2 separate regions of the Homo sapiens genome follow, and region 2 is linked to region 1. Evidence: chromatin contacts called from ENCODE Hi-C or POLR2A ChIA-PET data. All regions are on one chromosome and are shown on one strand. Each heading gives the region's core, a stretch centred on a gene start or an enhancer-like site at or near the end of the contact. The rest is flanking DNA. Distances are from core to core; before and after follow the strand shown.

What was found. Hi-C counts contacts between places; a loop is a spot of excess contacts on that map. ChIA-PET counts read pairs that join two places held with the same protein, here RNA polymerase II (POLR2A). Pooled maps may share reads with other maps.
Region 2: a pooled map shows a loop between it and region 1 (3-fold over the local background). The contact joins the promoter of MSMP here to the promoter of PIGO in region 1. A Hi-C loop is called at or near these places in 1 of 37 single-sample maps with no recorded cell type and 7 of 50 pooled maps. POLR2A ChIA-PET finds 5 or more read pairs at or near these places in 1 of 52 experiments (endothelial cell of umbilical vein).

The regions. Positions count from the first base shown.
Region 1 is chr9:35,095,341-35,102,099 of GRCh38, forward strand. It overlaps PIGO (phosphatidylinositol glycan anchor biosynthesis class O), which reads right to left and starts at 1,251. Exons shown (of 11, transcript NM_032634.4): 1 at 815-1,251; 2 at 1-226. The coding sequence starts at 225. PIGO-AS1 (PIGO antisense RNA 1) reads left to right here and starts at 964. Exons shown (of 2, transcript NR_186491.1): 1 at 964-1,080; 2 at 2,420-2,804. STOML2 (stomatin like 2) reads right to left here. Exons shown (of 10, transcript NM_013442.3): 3 at 6,755-6,759; 4 at 6,564-6,622; 5 at 6,370-6,471; 6 at 6,086-6,220; 7 at 5,795-5,939; 8 at 5,592-5,671; 9 at 5,258-5,386; 10 at 4,438-4,832. The coding sequence ends at 4,695. RefSeq lists an enhancer at 918-1,257.
Region 2 is chr9:35,750,506-35,757,264 of GRCh38, forward strand. It overlaps MSMP (microseminoprotein, prostate associated), which reads right to left and starts at 3,771. Exons shown (of 3, transcript NM_001044264.3): 1 at 3,495-3,771; 2 at 3,155-3,263; 3 at 2,485-2,775. The coding sequence starts at 3,624. The coding sequence ends at 2,595. It overlaps RGP1 (RGP1 partner of RAB6A GEF complex), which reads left to right. Exons shown (of 9, transcript NM_001080496.3): 4 at 153-236; 5 at 335-484; 6 at 761-907; 7 at 1,122-1,249; 8 at 1,451-1,640; 9 at 2,146-6,759. The coding sequence ends at 2,369. RefSeq lists an enhancer at 2,385-3,584 and a silencer at 6,492-6,759.

The DNA.
Region 1 (6,759 bases), core at 1-2,500:
TATCAGCACCAACACAACCCGCGAAAATCGGGAAGCCATCCAGCAGGCCCCAGGTTTCCCTTGGCTCCCCCATGGCAGGGACCCAGGGCCTGGGGGCTCTTGGCAGCTGCTATGGTTGGTGAGCTCCAAACGGGTGAGCAGGAAGCCACTGGTGAAGAGGGCAATGCCAGCGTAGAAGAGGAAGCAGACCCAGGCCAGGAAGAGCAACACTGAGGCTTTCTGCATCCTGATAGGGGTGGGGAAGTAAATTCATTACTGTGGGGCAAAGAACCAGTGGATATTCTGGTCCCTGAATACAAGCCCAGCTAGAATCACTTCCTCCCGGAAACCTTCCTGGAGATAAACCATTTCACAGCCAACCCCTCGCAATATTACTCTCCTCCTATTTCCAGGCTGGGCATGGTGGCTCACGCCTGTAATCCCAGCACTTTGGGAGGCCGAGGCGGGCGGATCACCTGAGGTGAGGAGTTCGAGACCAGCCTGGCCAAAATGGCGAAACCCCGTCCCTACTAAAAATACAAAAATGGGTGGCGGGCACCTGTAGTCTCAGCTACTGGGGAGGCTGACGCAGGAGAATCGCTTGAATCGGGGAGGCGGAGGTTGCAGTGAGCCGAGATTGAACCACTGCACTAGAGTCTGGACAACAGAGGGAGACGCCGTTTCATGAGGTCCCACCCCAGATCTACTGAATCAGGATCTTCGAGGGGTAGAGCATAGGAACGTTCACATGTACAGGCAGGAAATGCTAATGCTGCCTGTACATGTGAACAGTCAGGAGGGAAACTTATTCCAATTGGTAGTCAGGCTCTCTTACACGCCGTTTCTGCGCCTCTCCCCTCGCCAATCTCAATACCCAGTGGAAAGGGATCGAAGCCGCAGGGGAATCCGGGCCCAGCCGACGGCGCCGCCTGGCGGGCACCGAGGGGACGAAGGGGAGGAGTCACTCTCCGCTTCCGGGCGGCCAGGTTCGCCAGGAGACCTGAGGCACGACCTTCGCCACGCAAGGAGGCTGGGGCCCGGGTCGAGAGTCGACTGGGCCTCCGCTGGGACCCAGGCGTGCGACCGGCTCTGCCTCCTCCGGTAACTACCCAGCCTCCCGCTGGGCACCCTAGCCGCGGTACTGAGCACCTTGGTTAGGAGCTGAGGGGAAGAGGGAGACTCCCTTACTTCAGGGTGAGGGGAATACCGGGGGGTGAGGTTCTCGGGAGACCCTGGCTCACCTGCAATGGCACCCGGAAGTGCGGCGGCGGCGGCGCCTGCGACCTGGCAGCACAGAGATGCGTGCGCCAGACAGAGTGGCCCGTCGGTGGCTCCATCGCCATCTGCCGGCACCTCGGTGGAAGTTTGGCCAGGAGCGTGGGGCTGGCCCCAGTTTGATGGGATATTTAGTAATTGAAAATTGGGGACAGGGGACCAAGCTGGAGGAAGAGTTCAGGGAACCACTGTCCATTCATGGTTACGACTAAGAGCACGGCTGCTGGAGTCAAACTTGACTTGAATCCTAGCTTGGCCGCACATATTGTCATCATTAGGCATTACCTCATCTGTAAAATGGAGATAATACTTATTTTCCCTTTTTTGCTTAGCTGAGTCCAACTGAGATTTCATTACTCCTCCTTTCAAAGCCTGTAACTAAATCTTACGACTGAATAATTAAGCAAATAATCCTTCGGAGTGGAGGAGGGGAGGCTGGGCCCAGTGGTTCACACCTGTAATCCCAGCACTTTGGGAGGTCAAGGCAGGTGGATCACCTAAGGTCAGGAGTTCAAGACCAGCCCGGCCAATATGACGAAACGCCGTCTCTACTGAAAATACAAAAGTTACCCGGGAGTGGTGGCGGGCGCCTGTGATCCCAGATACCTGGGAGGCTGAGGCAGGAGAATCACTCGAACCCAGGAGGCAGAGGTTGCAGTGAGCCGAGATTGCACCACTGCACTCCAGCCTGGGCAACAGAGCAAGACTCCCTCTCAAAAAAAAAAAAAAAAATGCCAGGCACGATGACTCACACCTGTAAGCCCAGCACTTTGGGAGGCTGAGGCTGGAGAATCAGTTGAAGTCAGGAATTGGAGACCAGCCTGGCCAACATGCTGAAACCCCAACTCTACTAAAAATTACAAAATTTAGCCAGGCGTGGCGATGTGTACCTGTAGTCCCAGCTACTGAGGAGGCTGAGACTGGACAATTGCTTGAAGCCAGGAGGCAGAGGCTACAGTGAGCTGAGATCGTGCTACTGCACTCCAGCCTAGGCAACAGAGCAAGACTCTGTCTCAAAAAGAAACAAAACCCGTCCACTGGTTTCTCATCTCAGAGTAAAAGTTCTTGCATTGGCTCTACATGGCCCTGCACACTATCTGCCTCTTCCCCTTCTGATTCATCTAGCTGCCACTTCTTTGCTTCCCTAACTCTGTTCCATCCACAGCAGTTCTGCCTCAGGACCTTTGCATTTGCCATCTCCTCTGTCAGCTTCAGTTCCCGATGCCGAAATGGATCTCCATCACCTTCATATTGAAGCTCAACTGTAACATCAGCAAGGCTTCCTGCAATCCCCTACTTTACTAGTTCAGCACCTCCCACCACCACACCCCCTGGAAAAATTTCCCCTCACTTCCTTAATTTCTTCCATAGCACAACTCATCAGCATCTGAAATTCTACACGTATTTATGGTTTATCCCCTCCGAGTAGAATGTGAGCTCATTGAGGTCAGGGAATTCTGTTTTCTTCATGATATCCTCAGCACCTAGCATATATTTGAGGTTCACATACTGACCAAACGAATAAAGGAATATGTTAATTTTTAAAAAAAGTTGAGTTATTCTTCCACCTTCATCCCCATAGCCCCTTATCTCAGTTCAGACCTCATCCCTTCTCCAGGATCACTGAGGCAGCCTTCTCACTGTCCTCCCAGCCTCCTGTGTCTCCCTACTATCCCTTCTCCACATTGCAGCAAGACAGCTCTAACTAAAACATTAATGTGATTACTGTTATTTTTTTCTTTTTTGTAGAGATAGGGTCTTACCATGTTGCCCAGGCTGGTCAACTCCTGGGCTCAAGTGATCCTCCCACCTCAGCCTCCCAAAGTGCTGGGATCACAGGTATGAGTCACTGTGCCTGGCCAATGTGATGTTTTATCTTAAAATTCTTCATGGGAAGGGAAAAAAACCCTTCATAGGCCGGGCACAGTGGCTCACGCCTGTAATCCCAGCACTTTGGGAGGCTCAGGCGGGCAGATCACGAGGTCTGGAGTTCGAGATCAGCCTGACCAACATGGTGAAACCCTGTCTCTACAAAAAACAAAAAAATTAGCCAGGTATGGTGGCGCATGCCTGTAATCCCAGCTACTAAGGAGGCTGAGGCAGGAGAATTGCTTGAACCCGGGAGGCGGAGGTTGCAGTGAGCCGAGATCATGCCATTGCACTCCAGCCTGGACAACAGAGGGAGACGCTGTCTCAAACAAACAAACAAAAAAACCCTATTACCCTAGGGATAATGTCCAACCCCTTCAACAAGAATCTCATTCCTTGTGACTTGGCCCTTGCCATGTAGTCACATCCCCCTTAACACTATACCCTTCAGCCAACTTCTCTCAAGCAGTGAGCCTTTGTTTATTCTAGTCCAGGACCTGACTTGGTGAAAACTTGCTAACTTTTCCAGCCTGAGTTCAGTGGCAATCAGCAACGCTGCTACTCATAAGCTGATATGCTCTTCCCACCAAGATCCCTCAGCCAGAACTTTCCTCTACCACAGCATTTATCACTTTTTTTTTTTTTTTTAACAGAGTGTCTCACTGTTGCCAGGCTGGAGTGCAATGGCGTGATCACGGCTCACTGCAGCCTCCACCTCCCAGGTTCATGCAATTCTCCTGCCTCAGCCTCCCAAGCAACTGGGACTACCCGCACATGCTACCACGCCCAGCTAGTTTTTGTATTTTTAGTAGACGGGGTTTCACCATATTGGCCAGGATGGTCTCAATCTCCTGACCTCATGATCTGCACACCTCAGCCTCCCAAAGTGCTGGGATTACGGGTGTTGAGCCACCACGCCCGGCCACATTTATCACTTTCTATCACTGTCTGCTTCCTGTCTGTTTTCCCTACCTGACCTTGTATTCTGTGAAAGCAGGGACCACTGGGTTTCAGGTATTTTTGTAATCCAGTGTCTAGTAATGAGCTTGGCACTTGGTAGACATTCAATGTTTTTGAATAAATGAATGAGGAGCACCCTCAGTCCCTGAAAACCCTTTAAGTATGCCAGTGCAGGGTAGTAGTTTCTCATGAAAGTACTTCTTTCCCACGAAAAAACCCCCAAACACCTGCCTCAAACACACAGCCCCACACTTAGCAGGAAGGGGACTTCACTTCCCAGCCAGCAGTTCAGTGAACATATGGTTTAACACTTCCACCCTATCCCACAGTTTCTCTTGAAGACAAAAATGATAGTTTCACTTTACAAGAAGTTCACTCTTATTCATGGAGGCATCATGCTGACAGGACTGGATCCAAGGAAAATGCTAGTGACTTTCCCAACTTCATTCCCCAATCAAAGAGGACAGTTTCTGGTTTGCCACTGGTGAGTTTATTACACGACTAAAGTTCAAATAAAAAAATAAAAACCAAAATCTTGGCAGGGAAGCTAGAGCCAGAATCAGGAAAATCTGCTTCCTTGTTCCCAGACTCCCTGGCCAAGCCCAGCTCCACTAACTCATCTTGACTCGATCAAGTTCCTCATCAAGACTTGCATCTGTACCCTGGACATCTCTGCTGCTCCCACTGGAGAGTGAGTCTGGAGTCCCTGGCACTGGGGCTTTGGTGAGGGCTCCATATACACCCATGGCCTGAGGAGAGGAACAGAGAGAATACCATGAGGACACTTGACAGAGGTGCAGCCCAGCCTACCAATGGCTAAACGGGAAAAGATGGCATGGGGGCCAGTAAGTTGGTTTTCCTTTCTCCCTCTCTCAAACCTGTCTTGTAAGCTCTGGAGTTGATTTTAGGAATCTTGCAAACCATCAGAGTAAAGTGACTCTCAGAATACCAGCACAAGTATCTACCAAAAAAAGGTATCTCAAGAACTTCCATATTTGCAGGACTGAGTGGAGATGTTTCATTCTTAGATTCCATCTCTACAAAGAATGAAGGGAGGTCTAGGGCCAAGGCACTCTGAAGACCTTTATGGTATGTAAGTGTTGATGACGGTGGTGGGGTCTCAGTTTGGTCCCTGGCACCAGTGCTCTATGCTGGGTCCTCAGAGAGCTCTAACCTGAGCCACCATGCTGGTGACATCGCCAGGGTTGGAGGGCAGTAGGATAGTGTTGGAGTCCTTGGCCAGTTTGGAGAACGCGCTGACATACTGCTCGGCCACAGTCAGTGAAGCTGCTGCATCTCCATTCTGTGATCACAGGGGGATAAAAATCAGAGATCACCGATACGGAGAAGAAGGGGGGGATGGGGAATGAAGAAAGCAGTTCACAATAAAAAGGACCATGTAATCTGGCTCAACAGAGCCCACAGAGGCGGAACTCTCCTCAAGCGTAGATAAGAGAACCCCTTCCACTGTCAATTCCTGTCCCCATTCCCACCCAGGGGCCTCTCACATGTTGTGTCAGAGCTGCAGCCAGGATTCGAATAGCTTCAGCTTTAGCCTTGGCCTTCGCCAGAACTGCACTGGCCTCTCCTGCAAGAGAAGGGACAGAGCTTGCTTGACCCATGAAGTCAAAGTACCCCAAAGATCCTGCCCCAGCACCAATCTTCAAAGGCCCATGCCTTGCTCCTCCCTCAGCCTCTACCCTCTCCTGACCTGCTGCCTGATTTATCTGTTCAGCCTTTTCTGCTTCGGAGGCCAGGATCTGGGCCTGTTTCTTCCCTTCTGCCACATTGATGGCCGACTCTCGGGTCCCCTCAGACTCTAGAACTGTGGCCCGTTTCCGCCGCTCTGCCTCCACCTGGAAGCCCACAACAATCCCAATCAACAAGCCAAGGGAGACTGATACAGACATGCAACTCTACCCATCATAACAGGAGGGAAGTCTGGATCCTCCTGGTACTGGAGCACCCTGAGGCCCTTTTCCCACCCCTCCTTGGCCCCCACCTGCATCTGCATAGACTCTTTCACCCGGGGTGGCACATGGATATCCTTGATCTCATAACGGAGGCAGCGGATACCCCAGCAGTCAGCAGCTTGGTTGATGGCATCCACAATGCTGGCATTCAGGGACTCCCGTTCCTGGAAAAAGAGGTGTAAGCCCCACAGCCTCAACCTACCTATCAAGGGCCTACACTGAGAAGGGCCTGGGACTGATCTTGACCTTCAGAAAAGATTAAGAGTGTCAGGTTTGTGTCTTCAAACCCTAACTCTGGCTCAGATCTGCTTACCCGGAAGACTTTGTCCAGAGAGAGTTTGCCGAGCTCTGATCTCATGGTTGTTTGAGCTAGCTGGGTGACGGCATACTCAGGGTCCTCCACACCGTAGCTTGCCTGAGATGGACACGGATAGTGTAAGAAGCTTGGGCACAAGATTTTAGTGAAGAGGGCAACTCAAAAGGCTGGATAAAGTAGGGGACAGGTACCTTGTAAGGGTCCATGATGCGCAGGTAAAGGACTCCATCGATTTGCAGAGTTACATTGTCTGTAGAACCAGGAGAGAAAACGGGGAAAGTCAGGCCTCTAGGTCCCAACCAGTTCTTTCTACTAAGCTCTGGATCTACAGCAACCACATCCTAATAGCCTCAGAGCACCCATGTCACCCTGAACCCCTCACCGAGA
Region 2 (6,759 bases), core at 2,521-5,020, 660 kb after region 1:
GAGCATGACTATTGCTTTAGGGGTAGAAGACTATTCCCATTTCACAGCAGGGACGGAGGGCCTGGCAGCCTTTCACTATCTCCACTTGCCGTGCTAGTCTTGTTCAGTACTGGACAATGGGTCATTAAATTAGTCATTTTTACCTTTTTCAGGTGAGAGGGGCCAGTGTATCCTTTCTACTCCACCGAAAATTCTATTCTGTGACCTGAGGCTTGATCCTGGAGAGTCCAAATCATGTGAGTGATTGTCCCCATCCCTGAATTGCCTTCTAAGTCTCCTGGAGGGAGGACTCCTCTGGTGCCTCTGGCTGTCCTGACAACTACTTCCCAACCAGACTCCTACAGTGAAGTGCTGCCCATAGAGGGACCACCCTCCTTTCGGGGTCAGTCAGTCAAGTACGTCTACAAACTGACCATTGGCTGCCAGCGTGTCAACTCCCCTATCACTTTACTCAGAGTCCCTCTGAGGGTTCTTGTGCTGACTGGTAAGCAAGGGCTCCTGGAGGGAAGGGCTGGGGAAGGGCGATGCCAAAGCAGAAATTGTCTTAGAGGGCTTGCAAGAGGGACTGCAGGGAAACTTCCTGGTCTCAGTGACAGTGCTAGGGAGTTGGGAAGGGAGGGAGGGTTCTGGAGATAGAGATGTAAACCTCAGCCCTGGCACCCCTTACCTTTAGCCATCTCATGTTAGAATCTAAAACCCTAACCTCTACTCTCATCTCCGTTCCCTCTCAGCATTACCTCTCCACTCATTCTTTCTCTAGGCCTTCAGGATGTCCGGTTTCCCCAGGATGAGGCTGTAGCCCCATCCAGTCCATTCTTGGAGGAGGATGAAGGTGGGAAGAAAGATTCATGGCTAGCTGAGCTGGCTGGGGAACGCCTAATGGCTGCCACATCCTGCCGCAGCCTCCGTGAGAATTCTTTCAGAATTGTCCTACCCCATCCTTCCCCTCATTGTTTTCCCATCTCAGAGACAGTCTCCTAACCACCACACACTTCTGTGGATCCACTGATACCTGACACCTCCAATTTTAAAGAAAAGCCCCATCTTTTGGCCTGTGGTGCCCAGTCCTAGACGTTATCCAGTATGTAGACTCCAGGCTTATAGTGTCCTATTCTCCCCAGATCTATACAATATCAGTGATGGCCGAGGGAAAGTTGGGACGTTTGGCATCTTCAAATCTGTGTACAGACTTGGCGAGGACGTGGTGGGGACCTTAAACTTAGGGGAAGGAACCGTAGCTTGTTTGCAGGTAAGAAGGGAGCAGAGCTTCTTACCTGCTGGGGTGCTGGGGTTGAAGGGCTAGGGTGGAAGGCCTGTATAAAGAGGGGTGGCATGTAGAAGGGGATAGTGGGGTCATCCAGGGTCCCTTTGTAAAACAGCTTGAGGTTGGGCTGTCCTCTCACCTACAGACAGCACTTCCTGTTAGCACACACCTGTCTCTTGCTCCCAGTTTTCAGTCAGCTTACAGACCGAGGAGCGTGTACAGCCTGAGTACCAGCGGCGACGTGGGGCAGGGGGTGTCCCCTCTGTGTCACATGTGACTCACGCCCGGCACCAGGAATCCTGCCTACATACAACTAGAACCAGCTTCTCCCTCCCAATCCCTCTCAGCTCCACCCCAGGCTTCTGTACAGCCATTGGTGAGACCCTCACTGTTACTGGAGAAGGGAGAGGGGGACAGTAAAATGCTGTGCTAAGGGAGGGTGTAATGGATCCTGATTCCTTATACACACTCCCAGACATACCCACGTCTAGCCTCTGACCCGGAACAGTTTCTCAGACCTTCAACCTCTTCCTGTTTCTTAGATGCACTGACCCCTAAACTCCTAACAGCTTGATAGAACTCCTTCCCCACACCTACCTACTAGGACCCTGTGATACACTGATTTTTGATTACTTCATGCTACCTAGACTTGACTGCCTCACTCTTAGGTTATTAGGTACTTAATACTGCTATCTTCAGCTCACATCTGTGGTAGTACCCATTGCTTCAGAAAAACCCTTAATCACAGCTCCCTGCCCTGTGACTTTTCCCTGTCTTCCTGAACACAGATTGTTTTCTTCTCATTCACTAACTATATCCTGTCATTGGCTTTTACTCCTGCTAGCTTCTGATGCTTCTACCTTAATCTTTTTCTTCCATAGTGTCCTTGAAGTGGAGATTGCATTTTGAATTTGTAACGTCCCGAGAACCAGGATTGGTACTCCTACCCCCTGTGGAACAGCCCGAACCTACCACCTGGACAGGACCTGAGCAAGTACCTGTAGACACCTTCAGCTGGGACCTGCCCATCAAGGTGCTGCCTACTAGCCCCACCCTGGCCTCATATGCTGCCCCAGGCCCCAGCACCAGCACCATAACCATCTGAAACTGGCCCACCCTGGTGCTAGTTCCTTCCGGATACTGAGAACTCAGCACCTGGACTCTAATGGGACCCACTTTTTCCACCTGGGGTCCAATGTCGTGGACAGTGAGAGTCGGGCTTTCAGCTATAGCATTAATTTATTTGTTCAGAATACATTGGCAGCTGCTAGTGGTTTCCCTGGAAGTGGCAGCAGCAGTGAGCAGTCAGCAGATGGATGATCAGTTGAGTTTAGCTGGAGTGGGGAGCAGGAGCCCCAGGAACAGGGGTGTTGGCTGAGCCCCATTCTGGGTCAGGCCCTCCCCCTTTGCAGGGCAGCCGAGGGTCAGATTTTTGCACCAAGGAGAACTGGCAGGTTCCTGCCTCCTGACGTACCTCACACCCAGCCGGGAAGTCGATGGGATGCTGGGACCTGGGGAACCAAGGATAGGGGAAGGAGTCAGCACAGTGAAAGGCTGCCTTTATCCCTGCCCACATGTTCCCTCTCTCACAGTTTTCCCCCCACAGAGCCCCTTTCAGTGGCCCCTTGGTCCTCCTAACTAAGCTGTCACCTACCATATGTGGGCCTTTTTGTTTTATAACAGGAGTATTTTCTCTCCAGGTCCACCCCAACCTCCCCTGATTTATAGCCTGAAGCCTTATCTTTCACACTAGTGTTGGTCCCTTCAGGTTTGGCCCATCTTGTATTGCTCTTCTGTTCATTCTTACATCACAGCAATCTAGTCACTCCCTGGTCATCCCTCAGTCACTCATATCAGAGTCATTCTCTCTGGCCATCTTTGGTCACTCACGTGTCACAGCAGCCCACGCCAACAGGATGCAGACAGGTGCAATGGAAACAGTCCTTGCGGAGCCAAGACTCACCCAGGGTAAAATATTTCCCCTCATAGTGACAGGGGGCTAGGGAAGAACGGGAAATGTTAGTAGGTGTAGGAGTGCTGATGAGAGGCAGAGGCTCTTCTGGTCTGGGGTGGAGACAGTAAGTACGCACTATCCCCGTATTTAGTTTGTCTTTCCTGTTTCACAGCTGGAGGAAGCCTGGGTATTTTGACACGGGATCATCTGTAAGGCCCCATCCTCCCTGTGCCCTCTCTGCTGCTCCTCCATTCCTAACGCTTCACCCCACTTTACCTTGAGCTTGGAAGTAGCACTTGCTGTAGACTCCTGGGTGCTGGAGGAGTAGAGACATCACCAAGCAGATGATCCCCCAGCCTCCTAGGATCCCCTTGGCCTGTCCAGCCCAGAGCATCCTTAGGGCCATTGCTGCTGCACAGCCCTCTCAGACCCTTCTTGGCCTCTGCTCAGCTACTCTGGTCTTGACTCCTTGACTTTGCTTTGCGTTGCTCCTTGAGTCTTAGTTTCTGTCTTTCTCCCCTGGGCTCCTGTCTCACACTATCTCCCTGCCCTCTGCTCTCACAGGCTGGGGATGTTTATAAAGTGAGGACCCTGGCCCCCTGCTGAGTAGAGCTGGAAAAGTTGTAACTCTGTTTCCTGAGGTGAGGGCATGAAAACAAGAGGTCTAGCTTTAACAAGCTGTGAGAGCTGATTCATGCCCCGGCACAGCTAGAGGGAGGGAGGTGGCCATGGAGGGGGCACTGGACTGGGCACTTCCCCAGCAAGGAGGCAGGAGGGGCGAGGGCCCCCAGGTGGTCCCCAGATCTCTTCCCTGACCTGGAGAGAAGGAAGCATTCCACCTTCCCCCTTTCTCCCCCACTGCCACCACCAGGGGTGTGTATGCTGGGATCCCTGCCTGGACCGGAGGGAGGCATTTCCTGGGGATGGTTAATCCTGTGCCCCAGCCAAACCCAGGAGCTGCAATAGGGTGCGACGGCCAGAAGCTCCAGGAGAGTGAGCAGGCACCTGGAGTGGAGACTGTGTTTCCCTCAGATCCTAGGGCAGGGTTTCCCTAATGTATCCAAGAAATAGGGCTGCCCCTCAGAGATGGTGGGGAGGGTCTCTTTTCCTCAGGCATTCCAGAGGTGAACTGTCCATTGCTTATCACCTTCAAACATACAGCAGATGTGGGATCACCCCACATCTGGGGATGGTTCTTTCCCCTTTCAAAGAGGAGCATCTCTAAGTGCCCTGATGGGATGAATCACTCCAGGTTCACAGAGGTGTCCTCTCTTTCCTCCCATATATAATGGAGTGAGGTTTTTAGGAATTTATCATTTGGCATCCTCTGAGTTTCCCACAGGTTCTGGAGGAGCCCAGGATGGATTATTGAGAGCATGGGCTGTAGAGACAGTCTTCTTGGATTCAGATCCTGACTCCACTTAGCTATGTAACCTGGTCAGATTACTTCACCTCTCTGAGCCTGTTTCCTCATCTATAAATTGGGGATAGTAATGCCAACTCATTGGGCTGTTATGAGGATTACTGAGATAATGCGTGCAGTGCTCTTATCACCATCTCTGGTGCGTAAGCGTCAGGAAATAGCAGTTGCTGTGATTGGGGCTAAAGCTCTGAGGCAAAATGGGCGACATTATTTTCTTTGAATGACATTAAGCAGTTTGTGCATAGCTGAGGGCTTCTATTGGGGATGGCTGTCTCCTGGCATAGACCTCTGCACCTTTCACACTCATACTCCTTGTCAGCAGTCCCCAACCTTTTTGGTACCAGGGACCGGTTTTGTGGAAAACAATTTTTCCACCAGTGGATGGAGGGGGATAGCAGCGGGGAGATGATTTTGGGATGAAACTGTTTCATCTCAGATCATCAGGCATTAGATTCTCATAAGGAGTGTGCAATCTAGATCCCTTGCATGCGGAGTTCACAGTGGGGTTTGCACTCCTGTGAGAATCTAATGCCTCTGCTGATCTGCCAGGAGGAGGAGCTCAGGCGGTAATGCTCACTCGCCTGCCGCCCACCTCCTGCTTTGTGCTCCCGCTTCCTAACAGGCCACAGACTGGTACTGGCCTGTGGCCTGGGGGATGGAGACCCCTAATCCATGTCACCTTTCCCACCTCTTTCAAAAACAGGTACCTCCAGGAACATTTTGGTTTTGGCCCTTGTATTGACTTCTGAATGTCTAGTTTGAGAAACTGTTCCCAATAAGCCTTCTTCCCCCAGATCTGCACCCTCGCCTCTACCCTAGGACAAGATGTCCTTTTCTCATCATCCTGCCAGGCTAACTTTAAGTCTCCTGCTTTTTCTCACTTGGATTTGGATCCATTTCTTCCTATTTCCGCTCATGTGAACTCTCCAGTTCTCCTTTCTCACCACTCTCCTGCTAGCCATCTCTTTGGCACTAAAGGCCCTGGTCAAATTGGATTTCTTTCATTTTTCCACACTTCAAAGACCCATGTTCTAGGTATTCTCCATAGGGATAGTCTCTTTGGCATTTATTTGGTTTTTCTACGTTTTCAGTCCCATTTACTCCAAGACTCACTCCCTGCCACCTAGTGCATCAGATACAGCTACTTCTGGCTGACTTTTCAAGGGGGACCACCCTACCTGTCATCTCTTCACTGTTCAGAAATGACTGTGTCAGTGCACCTCAAACTCCCTTGCTGTCCTTTTCCAAGGAGACAGCTAAGGTGGATGGAGATGCAGAATGGACCTCACGTTCGCCCTAGTCAGGACTGATACCCTTTCCGTTTCAGAGGATTGCCAAGAAAAAACTCACAGTTGAGGCAGGGTGCTCTGAGGTCGGCTGCGGTGTGGGAGGCACGGCCTGGGCCTGCTCTCTGGGCTGGAGCAGGTGGATTCGAAGGCCTGTCTAGCACGAGGGCCCAAAGGTCTTGTCAGTGGCCAGTAGCTCTGCCGCCTTTCCCAGAGAGGGGGTCCAGGGGACATCCTGGAAGGCTGGGCCCTGGGCCACCTTCTGCTCTTGCAAGCTAGAGCCAGCCCAATAGGGGGCGGATGTGAGTGGGGAGCTGGGGCGCATGAAGGTGGGGGTGATGCCGAAGGGGAAGGGATCGCCAGTGGGGATTGGTGCGTGTGCGGAAACGGGGACAGAAGTGAAGGTTCATCGCCTATAACGAAGATGAGGTAGGCATATAGGGGCTTCTGGAAAGCTAGAGGCTGGGCTGAGCCAGGAGTCCTCTCCCAGAAGTTGGGGGGCGGTGCAGAGGTGTGGGTCGAGCCCGCATGCGTGCCTGCTGGGGAGGGGGTGAGTGGTGAGGACCAGGCCCGCTGGGTCCTGGGGGCGCGGTGGCTGGCGCGCAGGTCCCGGAGGGGGCGGCTGGCGCGCACTACACGCTTGGGAACAAGGAAAACATCCGCCGGAGGCCCGGCCGGGCGGCGCTCCAGCCTCGGGGCAGGTGCGCGGAGAGGAAGTGAGAGCATTCCGGCCCCCCCACCCCAACCCCGGCCGCTGGCCCTCTGGTGAGTCACAGCCGACCCCCGCCGCCGGAGGGAGAGGGGAGCTGCGGGCCAGAGCCCCGGAGGGTCT